Linked DNA regions of Homo sapiens: region 1 is linked to region 2. Evidence: chromatin contacts called from ENCODE Hi-C data. All regions are on one chromosome and are shown on one strand. Each heading gives the region's core, a stretch centred on a gene start or an enhancer-like site at or near the end of the contact. The rest is flanking DNA. Distances are from core to core; before and after follow the strand shown. Region 1 overlaps LINC01381 (long intergenic non-protein coding RNA 1381). Region 2 holds the start of KLHL29 (kelch like family member 29).

Region 1 (5,447 bases), core at 746-3,245, 1.8 Mb before region 2:
TATTGGGTAGTCTGATTGCCCAGGCTGGAGGGCTATGGCTGAAGGACCAAGGGCAGCCTGTTTCCAGAAGGAAATGGGATGGAAAGGGGCTGGTCAGCACTAAAACAATAGCAACCAGAGGCCGTTACACATGGTTTTCAGGATAAAGTAAAAAAAATCGGCCGGGCACGGTGGCTCACTCCTATAATCCCAGCATTTTGGGAGGCCGAGGTGGGTGGATCACGAGGTCAAGAGATCGAGACCATCCTGGCCAACATGGTGAAACCCCGTCTCTACTAAAAATACAAAAATTAGCTGGGTGTCGTGGCACGCACCTGTAGTCCCAGCTACTTGGGAGGCTGAGGCAGGAGAATCGCTTGAACCCAGGAGGCAGAGGTTGCAGTGAGCCAAGATCGCGTCACTGCACTCCAGCCTGGCAACAGAGTGAGACTCAGTCTAAAAAAAAAAAAAGTCAAGATAGCAGAGGCCCTCCATCAAAGAGCATGCTGTCTAGTTAGGGAGATGAACTTGGAACAACAGAGGGCAACAGAAAGTGCTACTGGTGGCTGTCCTCAGACCACTTTGAGACCACTCAGCTCTTGAAAAAATTAGAGTACAAACATGGTATCCCTACTCTGTAACCAATTAACTCACATTTTTTAGGCCACAGCAGCTGGAGGAATCAACCCTAGGAAGATGGATCCTAATTATGGCAGGAGTGCAGTGTGGCAAAGCAGAAAATGCAGACAGATTGAGTTTAAATCCTAGCCCTCTACCAGCTGTGATAATCAACTCAACCTTTTTAAAGACTCAGCAAATAAAATTGACACAATTAGTAGCCTCCTTCCTAGGCTGTTGTGAGGATTAAGATATGTATATTAGGTGTTCACTAGAGGATATAAACGAGTACTCAATAAATGAGATGTAGCCAGGTGCGGTGGCTCACACCTGTAATCCCAGCACTTTGGGAGGCCAAGGCAAATGGATCAGTTGAGCTCAGGAGTTTGAGATCAGCCTAGGCTACATAGTGAAACCCTGTCTCTACAAAAAGTACAAAAATTAGCTGAGTGTTGTGGCTCGTGCCTGTGGTCCCAAGCTACTTGGGAGGCTGAGGTGGGAGGATCGCTTGAGCCTGGGAGGTTGAGGCTGCAGCGAGCCAAGATTGCACCACCGCACTCCAGCCTGGGAGACAGAGTGAGACTCTGTCTCAAAAAAATAAACAAGTTGCAACCTTATGGTACAGTATTAAGACTTATTACTAACAATGACTCTTGCTGCTGTGGGCGGAAAGCCACCCAGGTGCCGAAGCAAGAGACTGAAGGCACAAACTGTTCCAGTATAATAAAGAAAATAGAATAAGAAAAGTTATACTAGAAATAGGATATAGAGATGATTATATATGGATATTATCAATCATTAGTTTTAGTATTAATCTGTGCTTTACTATTATAACCGAGGAATAACCAGCCAGTACAGTCAGGAGCTGAAGGAACATTGTGAGAAGTGACCAGAAGATAAGAGTGTGAGCCCTCTGTCAGGCCGGACATGGTGGCTCACGCCTGTAATCCCAGCACTTTGGGAGGCCAAGGCAGGCGGATCACGAGGTTAGGAGATCGAGACCATCCTGGCTAACACGGGGAAACCCCATCTCTACTAAAAATACAAAAAATTAGCTGGGTATGGTGGCGGGCGCCTGTAGTCCCAGCTACTCGAGAGGCTGAGGCAGGAGAATGGCATGAACCCGGGAGGCAGAGCTTGCAGTGAGCCGAGATCGCACCACTGCACTCCAGCCTGGACGACAGAGTGACTTCGTCTCAAAAAAAAAAAAAAAAAAAAAAGAGCGTGAGCCCTCTGTCACGCCCGGATAAAGGCCGCTTGTGGGCTTGTGTTCCTGGGAAGGCACCTGTTACTTAGCGGACCATGAAAGGGGGTTTCCCTTTCCTTGGAAGAGTTAGAGAACACCTGCTCCACCAGCCTCTTGTGGGAGGTTGGACATCAGCCAGTCTACCCACAGACATCCGGAGGCTTAAACGTCTCCCTGTGGTGCTGTGCTTCGGTGGTCACACTCGTTCACTTTCATGTTCTGCCTATATACCTGGTTCCCCTCTTAAGTCCTTAGAAGATAGCAGTAGCAGAAATAGTGAAAGTATTAAAGTCTTTGATCTCTGATAAGCACATAGAAAAAAGGCTGATGCATGATGTCCTCCCTCTGCTTCAGCTACCACAAAGGGAAGGGGCCCCCTGTCCGGTGGACACGTGACTTGCTTGACCTTATCAATCACTTGACATGACTCACTCTCCTTATCCTGCCCCCTTGCCTTGTATACAATAAATAGCAGTGCATCCAGACATACGGGGCCACTACCGGACTCTGCACATTGGTGGTAGTGGCCCCCTGGGCCCAGCTGTCTGTCATACTCTCTCTTAGTCTTGTGTCTTATTTTTCTACAATCTCTCGTCTCCGCACATGAAGAGAAAACCAACAAGGCGCCATAGGGCTGGACCATACATGCTGCCACAGTGAAATTGTTGGAATCCCAGCCCCAGCTCCTTCCCTCTTTTCTGAGTGATCCTTGCTTCCCAGATGTCACCCCAAGATGCCTTTCCTGGGCAAAAGTAAGGAATCCCAGCCCTAAAAGGCAGATGGGCAGGATACTTTGAGGACCTACTTTGGGCTGGATGCCTGGCAGCTGGTTTGGCTGCAAGGCCCAGAAGCCCACTAAAGCTGCTGAAGTCAAGGGGGACTTAGAATAACCATGACAGCATTTCATGGAATTCAGTTGTAGGAGGCAGGATGGGCATCAGCGTAAGCAGGGTTTCCCAGGTGGCTGCTCTCTCTGTCTATCCTTCCATCAGGGACTGTGTATGCCCTGCCTCTGCCCTTCTGTTGATCGGGTTCCTTCCCTTGCCCTCGGTCACTGATTTCCAGCTGGCACCCTCATGGCTGACCCCAAAGGTCTCATGTCCCAGCCTTCATAACCTTCCAGTCCTTATACTGGCACCAACTGACTCTGTCTCTGACTTCACACCAAGTTTCTGGGACAGAGACTGTGGTTGCCTGGCTTGGATCAGGGTCACATGGGTTCAATGAGCCGTGACAAGTGATGGTAGAAGTGCACTGTGGCACTGCAGCCTCGACCTCCCAGGCTCAAGTGATCCTCCCACCTCAGCCTCCCAAGCAGCTGGGACCACAGGCACAGGCCACCACGCCTGGCTAATGTTTGTATTTTTTTGTAAAGACGGGGTTTCACCATGTTGCCCAGGCTGGTCTTGAACTCCTGACCATCTACTGACAAGGGATGGCTTCTTTCTTTGACAAGGGAACACTTCTAGCGGTGAACACTTCAGAGCTGGCATCCCAGGCTCTCTCCTCAGCTGCCTGTTCAAATCTGTGCTGGGTTGGTGGGCTGCCTTGTGTTCTAGCTTGGCTGATAATATCTGGAGAAGAAGAAGAAGAAGAAGACGTGTGAACACTTTGAAATCGAAATGTTGGTGTTAGTTTCCTAGGGCTGCTATAACAAAGTACCAGAAACCAGGTGGCTTAAAACACAGAAACTTATTGTCCCACAGTTCCGGAGGCTTAGAAGTACAAAATCAAGGTCACAGCCACTTTCCCTCTGTGTCTGCGTCCTCGTATGGCGTTCTCCTTTTTATGGGTATCCACATTTCCCTCTGTTATTTTTATTTATTTATTTATTTATTTATTTATTTATTTATTTATTTATTTTGAGACAGAGTCTTGCTCTGTCGCCCAGGCTGGAGTGCAGTGGCGCGATCTCGGCTCACTGCAAGCTCCACCTCCTGGGTTCACTCCATTCTCCTGCCTCAGCCTCCCGAGTAGCTGGGACTACAGGCGCCTGCCACCAAGCCCGGCTAATTTTTTGTATTTTTTTTTAGTGGAGACGGGGTTTCACCATGTTAGCCAGGATGGTCTCGATCTCCTGACCTCGTGATCCACCCGCCTCGGCCTCCCAAAGTGCTGGGATTACAGGCGTGAGCCACCGAGCCCCAGACTATTTATTTATTTTTTTGGAGACAAGTTCCCGCTCTGTTGCTCAGGCTGATGTGCAGTGGTGCAATCACGGCTCACTGCAGCCTCCATCTCCCAGGCTCCTCCCCCATCAGACTCCCAATAGCTGAGACTACAGAAGTGAGCCACTATGCTCGGCCCATCTCCCTCTTATATAGACACCAGTTCTATTGGATTACGGCCCACCCCAGTGACCTCATCTTAACCTGATTACATCTGCAAAGACCCTATTTCCAAATAAGGTCACATTCACAGCTACAGGACTTCAATCTATATCTTAGGGATTTACAGTTGAGCCCGGTTATAAGTGTCCACACTGGGTATGGTGGTGTGTATGTATAGTCCAGCTATGTAGGAGGCCAAGGCTGGAGGATCGCTTGAATCCAGGAGTTTGAGACCAGCCTGGGCAACATAGTGAGACCCCCATCTCAAAAAGAAGAAAAAGACTAAAATGTCCGTAAATAAAATGTAGTGGGAATACAGCCATGCTCATTCTATGGATCGTTGTGACAGAGACTATACACAAAGCTTAATATATTTACTATCTAGGCCTTTACAGAAAAAGTGTACCATTCCCTGCCTTAAAGGATGGGGTGGGAGTTCACAGGACAGAGAAGGCCAAGGGCGTCTTAGGCTGAGAGGACAGCAAAGCCAACCACAGCAAAGGTCAGCAGTACAGCTGGTGGACGGTGGTCCTGGAGCTCTGGAAAACAAGGCATCTCAAGAGTTCGAGTTAAAATAGAAAGCATCTTGAGTTGAACACCTTCAGGATCATGGCTTCAGCTTTTCTCCCTGGTGGAGAGGACAGTGTGGGAACTGGAACCCTTTCACACAAGCAGCCCAGGACGTATCTGGAAGGAGAAGAGGCCTGGGAGGAGCCCAGGATGTCTGTGGAGTGACCTCAGCTGGTCCACTGGAGGGAAACCCAAGTCAGGCTGACTGTTTTTCTCTGGGAGAGCCAAGGGAACCCCAGGGGCACTGCGTTATTTGCTCCTTTCCTGTCTGATTGCATTTTCCTCTGGCTGCCCCAGGGAACCTGTTTCTGAGCCTGATGGTCCACTTCCAAAGACCAGGCCTCTTGCAGCGGGAAATGTTTGGGAAGCCCCTTGTGACGTCTCCTCCCTGCCTGGTGGAGAGACTTCCCTTTTTGGTAGTAGCTGGTCTGTGAGTGGTGAGACCACAAAAGATCAAGGGACCCCCCGGAGGGTTCACTTTTTCAGTGTGTTTGTCAGCTGACTGTGCTCAGGGAGGGCCTGGAGGATGTTACCTGAGTTTGGCAAAAAGGACCTCATAGTAACCTTGCTAGGTAGATACGGCAGGGGAAATTATCCCCGCTTGACTGTTGAGAAACTGCAGTTCAAAGAATGTTCGTTGATTTGCTCAAGACGGTATGGCTAGTCCTGGCAAGGCTAGGCGGCATCTCTGCCTTCTGCCATCC
Region 2 (5,492 bases), core at 1,013-3,512:
GCCCTCCCAGGGCTGAGTTAGTGATAAGACCACACGGCGAGGAAGAAACTCTGTAGTGACTAGACAGATGACTTTAAAGAGACTGAAACTAGTATAAATACAGCCGTAACCAGGACAGATCTGTCATTGCAAGAGGAGTCCGAATCCCAGCGTTGCTGGACTGGAGAGAGGCTGGAACCTGCAGCAGCGGGCCGGGATGCCGCTGAGCTGCCGAAGTGGAAGTTTCGCAGGCAGCAGCAGCTCGGCGTCCTCCACGGTCTGGTCCCTCCAGCGCCGAGGTCTCGCCTAATGCTACATAAATACCTGCGTCCACGATTCGCCCGGGGCGCGCCGCGGCGCAAGCACGGGAGGGAGGGAGGAGAACGTTTGCAGAGCGGCGGGGATGGCAGCGGCGGCGGCGGCAGCTCCTTACCCATCAGCATCTCTGGGGGCCCGCGCGAGGGCCCGCCAACGGACCGCGTCTGCCGCTTGGTTCCACAGCCCAGGGACGACAACTGGCTTCTCAGCGGGTGGACCCAGGCATCCGAGACTCGCGCGTGGCCGCCACCCCCTCCTCCGAGACGGCTGGCCGCAGGCAGGCAGCGCGTCCCCGCCTTCCCCAGGCAACGCAGAGGCGACCTGCCCTAAGAGCCACCTCCGACCTACCCCGGCTCCCAGCCCCGCGCTCCGGCCCCAGGCGAGCACGTCCCTCCCTTGGGGCCCGGGGCCGACGCTGCCCAGCGCGGGCACCCGCGCGGCGACCGCAGATAACCCTAGCGCTCTCAGCCCGCTCCAGGCCACGGAGACCGGGACGCGAGCCCTGGGCTCCCCCGGCCCCCCGAGGCCATCGGGGCGCGCGTTCACACTCCCACACTACACATCTCCAGGTCCACCCTGTCCCACACATCAACAACCCCTCCCCAACGACACCACCTCCTGGCCGCTTCGCCGTCCCCGTGAGCTCTCCTTTCCGCGTCCCCCCACAACACGCTGGCACCCACAAGGTGTCAAGGGAAGTGTGCGTGTGTGTGTCGGGGTGGGGTGGGTCACAATAAGGTCTGTGCGGGTTCCCTCCCGACGGTTTTCGAGCTCATCTACCTCGAAAGTTACTTGGGATTGAGTAAAGAGACCCAGTCCCCAAATGCGAGATCAGAGGACGCGAGGGGCAGAAAACCCCAACCTGGCTTCTCGCTGCACAGAGGCGCGCACCTCCCCAAAGGACAGTGCGCGCGGCCGCCCCTGGGGGCCAGCCCTCCGTCGCCTCCAGGTCTCCTGCCCGGCCGGGGCCCTGGGCCGCTCAGGGGAACGTGGCCTGGAGAGGGGCGCGCGCCGCCGGGCCCAGCAGGGGGGCTGCTCCGGCCAGGGGTCACACAAGCCTCCAGCACCTCCGAACACCGTGACAGTGGCCCCAGGCAGCCCCGGTGCATACACACCCGGGGGCAGGAAGTTTTTTCCCCCCCTTTTTTTCCCCCTGGAGCAGCGCAGGCGCAAGGGCTCCTGCAGCCTGCGAGTCCAGACGCGGGAGGCTCCTGTCGCCGCCGCCGCCGCCGAAGCCGAGCCCAGGGTTCCGGGTTCCGGCCCCGCTCCCACGCCCGGCCCGGCCCGGCCCCACGCGGCGGCCAGGACCTGGGTCTCCCTCCGGCGCCGCATCCGAGGCGCTCCAGCCCGGCCCGGCTCTTACCTCCGGCGCGCGGCTCCGGCCCCGGCCCGACGCGCAGAGAGCCCGGGGTCGCGGGTGGGCGCAGGAGGGCTGATGGAGAGCGGACAGCGCCGGCGGGTAGCGGTGGCTGGGGCCGCTCGGGTCCTGGCCGGAGGAAACGGATCCAGGTCCTCCTCCTCGCGTTCCTGCTCTCCGCCTTCTCCCCTCGTTCCTCCTCCTCCTCCGCCGCCGCCGCCTCCCGGCAGCCCAGGGAGGATGCCCGGGAGAGGGAAGTCGGTCCTCCTGCCTGTCAGCCTGTGCGGCTATGAGCGGTGCGGCGCGGCTCTCATCGAGGCGGCGGCGGCGGCGGCGGCTCCGGCAGCATCGCCCCCGCCCTCTCCCCGCAGCCGCGGCGGCCGCGGGGCTGGGGCTGGCTCCGGGCTCGCGGCTCGGGCTCCGGGCGGGGGCTGCGCTCAAGCGCGGCGACCGCCGGGGCTGCGGACGGGCGCTGCGGAGCCGGGGCCGGGGCTGGAGCTGCGGCGAGATCCGCGGTGGCGGGGACGGCGGCGGCGGCGCGGGGGCTGGCGCGGCCGCGGCGCGGGGACCATGCTCCCTTCTGGCTCGCTCCGCTCCGGGTACCGTCTGCTTTAGCTGCGAGGGAGGCGGGCTTCGGCGCGCAGCCAGGGGCGGGCGGAGCCAATCACGGGCGCCCGAGTGGGCGGGGGTGGCGGGTGGGGGAGGCGGGGCCCTCTGGCCCGGCCCGGCCAGGCCGGGCCCCGTGCGCAGTTTCCCCGGCCCGAGGGATTCCCGGCTGCCGCGCGCCGGGTCCGAGGTTGGAGTGCTCGCGGGTGTGTCCGTCGGTCCGTCCGTCCGCCGCCCCCGCCCCCCGCGGTGGCCCCCGGCTCGCCTGGCTCCGCGGCCGCGCCCGGCAGACGCACGGCGCGTGGCACGGGCTGCTCCGCCGTGGCCTCCTGGCCTTGCTGGCCCAGGGTTGGGGGCCCGGGACTGAGGCGAGCTCCCCGTCTGCTCTCAACACCTGAGGAAACTGGCGGAAAAGTTTGAGAAGGAAAAAGTCCAATCGTCTTTCAGCTTCCGCCCTCTTTATGACACTCCAGCCTTGGAAAGGAGCAGGAATTGTCCACACCTCTGAAGGACCAGGGAGAGCCCTGCAAAGTGTCCACCAGCCTTCTGAGTCAGCCCTGCCTCTCCTGGGGCGCGCGACTTTTCTGTTCATACTGACCCTTAGGAATCCAGGAAGCCTTCTCTGTTTAACAGCCTGACCAGCCTTTGATGTCTATACCGACTACTCACCCCCACCACAGCTCGCTCTCTCTCACACTGTCTACACTGACTTCTCAGTCCCACCACCTCTCGGTCTACACATGCTGTCTACACAGACCCTAACTTCTAACCCTAATAGAAGAGATTTGGCCAGAGGCGTGTGGGACCCCCAATGAGGGCTTTTCCATTATGCTAGAATATTTCACTCTGGGCACAGTCTTCTCCACCCCGACCGCTCTCCTAATCTGGTTTTTATTCCCCGACCTCTCCCTCCTCCCCTACATCCCCTTTACCTGGTTTTGAGTTTCAGAGGAAATATCTGTACCTGCCCTCCTCCTCCACCCCTGTCTGAATGTAAAGGCCTGAGGGCCCAATCCTCATCCTCCACCCTCCCTCCGCTCCCCCGGGTAAAGGCCTGAGGCCTGAGGCCTTGCTAGAAATTGGAGTTGGGGTGCTGTAGGTAGTGTGGGGAGCTGGCTGTGGGGGCCCAGCTGGGAGGAGCTGGCCTGGGGAGGGCTTTGCCAGTCCTTGCCTCCATCTACCAGGGCCAAGGAGGACTGAGCCGGTAAATATTTTCTTCTCAGCTCCCCCCCTGTGATGTCTGATCCAGGCCTCTGCTCTCCTTGGCTGTAAACTCAGCGCACGGATTGTGTCTTCTTTAATATTTTGTAGGAAGCAGAGTACAGTGTCGTGGCTGATAAATAATAAATAATAATAATCTACTGAGGGTAGCAGGAGCACTGTCAGAAATGGAATGAGGACGCCGGGGAAATGGCCCACTAGTGTCAGAATAACTGCATTTCCTGGAAAAAACATCCAACAGAGTTTGTGTGTGTGAAGCCCGGGACTCAAGGGAGGGGACAGAGCGGAGCACTTCAGGGAGGAAGCCACCCTTCATGAGGACGACAGCCAGGAAAACTGGCGTGACCTTAAGAGAGGGTGACAGAGGTGCCGAAAAGGGGAGCAGGAGTGGGGGGGAGGGGGAGAAAAGCTCCCCAAGGGTCCTCAGACAACACCTGAAGGTGATCGATAGCTTTGGTTTGAGTACTATGTCCTTCAAATGGTATATGAAAAGTGATAGAAGAGTACTAGATAGCAAAATGGAAAAAAGAGGGATTTCTTGGGATTTCAAATTGATACACAGGTCAACCCAATGCAAAAAGAAGGAGAACAAAGCCACAGGCGTGTGTCTGTTCATCCACGCTGTAGGAAGCTGTCCTCTGAGATAATCTCCATGGATGCACTGACTGTGAACATGCAGAAGTCCACCCAGCCGTATTCTGGAGTAGCGCCCTATGTGACAGCTGTAGGCACTACAGAAATGTGGCCAAGGTTTGCAGGGTCTGGGATAGGTTAAGATCTGGCAATGTGAGGCACTCACAGTGTCTTACAGATGATTTTGAATGATCCTCAGTTGAAAGAAGAAAATAGGAACTCCAAGAATCCTTATTCAGCTACCTCTCCAGATGAAGGAGAAAGGATGCTCCCAATTTCCCTGCTGGCAGCATCAGAAAAGAGAGCTGTGCTGAGGTCTTATCCAGAGGAGGACCTACTCGGGCCATGGTGGTGCGAAGGGCGCTGGTTCTGGGGCACCGCAAACTCTTCAGGGCTGAAGTTTGGTAACAGCTCACCAGGGGAGCCAGCTTGTCAGGGAGAATGAGAAAAGCTGTGTGAATTAGACTCCCAGTGGGCTTGTCTACCCTGTCCTCACCCATCCTCGTTTTATCCAAGGCTTCCTCGTCATTGATGCTCTGCCCTGCTGGGAGCTGTTTAGTGTGGACACAGCCATTTATGAAGGGTCTGCGCTGGTCTGCATATGAGTTCCATTTCAGAGTGCTGTTGTTCACATGATCTGTCCCAGCGCATCTAGTGTCTTGGCAACATAAACTGGATTTGCATTGTGTCAGGGGTCTCCTCTCTCTCTCTCTCTACGTAGATCTTGCTGGTGTCTGGGATCTTTTTTGGGTCATTCTTTGCTCTACTCTGTGGCCCATGGGATGGGCCCCATGACTGGCATGGATCTCTCTGTGTGGTTCATGGGACTCGTGTGTTGTGCCCAGAAACCTCTTACACCATGGTCAAAGATTTCTCCATGAAACACAGGATTGACTTGGTGGTGTGTTCTCCAAAAGCCAACCCTCCCTGTCCTGAGCCCCAATCTGGGCACTGGGATCAGGACTAATGTGTACACTCCAAGCAGATGGGTAGTGAAGGAGCGGACTCATAGTGCATAGGGAAGTGGACTGGAACACTCCAGGACATCCATTCCCCGCTCAGATCATAGACCATTATCTGTGCAGTCAATCAGACAAGGACTTGTACTGGAAAGGCCACCATCACCCAAGGAGGAACCAGAGGAAGTCACATCAGGAACACCTGGGGTGCCACATAAACCCACAGTGGCCAAGGTGGACTTCTGTCCTTGTCTGTGTTTATGATAATAGCCACAACAAAAGGACCTTTACCCAGTGGCTACTATATGTCAGGCACTGTACCAAGAACTCTACCCATGATATCTTGTTAATCCTCACAGCAACCTGTGGAATTGGTGTTATCAGCCCCCAAAACTGAGTTCCAGAGAGGGTAGATGAGA

What was found. Hi-C counts contacts between places; a loop is a spot of excess contacts on that map. Pooled maps may share reads with other maps.
Region 1: a map with no recorded cell type shows a loop between it and region 2 (8-fold over the local background). The contact joins the enhancer-like site here to the promoter of KLHL29 in region 2. A Hi-C loop is called at or near these places in 2 of 37 single-sample maps with no recorded cell type and 2 of 50 pooled maps.

What each region holds. Positions count from the first base shown.
Region 1 is chr2:25,206,944-25,212,390 of GRCh38, reverse strand. LINC01381 (long intergenic non-protein coding RNA 1381) reads right to left here. Exons shown (of 2, transcript NR_132378.1): 2 at 3,189-3,417. Among named protein-coding and RNA genes, the nearest start is that of LINC01381, 5.4 kb to the right of the region's middle. Within about 2 kb of position 1,995, at least 6 of the 41 ENCODE cell types and tissues checked have a DNase peak (open chromatin) inside an H3K27ac peak, as active enhancers do.
Region 2 is chr2:23,381,949-23,387,440 of GRCh38, reverse strand. It overlaps KLHL29 (kelch like family member 29), which reads right to left and starts at 2,262. Exons shown (of 14, transcript NM_052920.2): 1 at 1,661-2,262. It overlaps LINC02923 (long intergenic non-protein coding RNA 2923), which reads left to right and starts at 123. Exons shown (of 6, transcript NR_187213.1): 1 at 123-5,492. RefSeq lists silencers at 376-425, 596-765, 786-905, 1,146-2,005, 2,176-2,525 and 1 more and an enhancer at 4,029-4,323.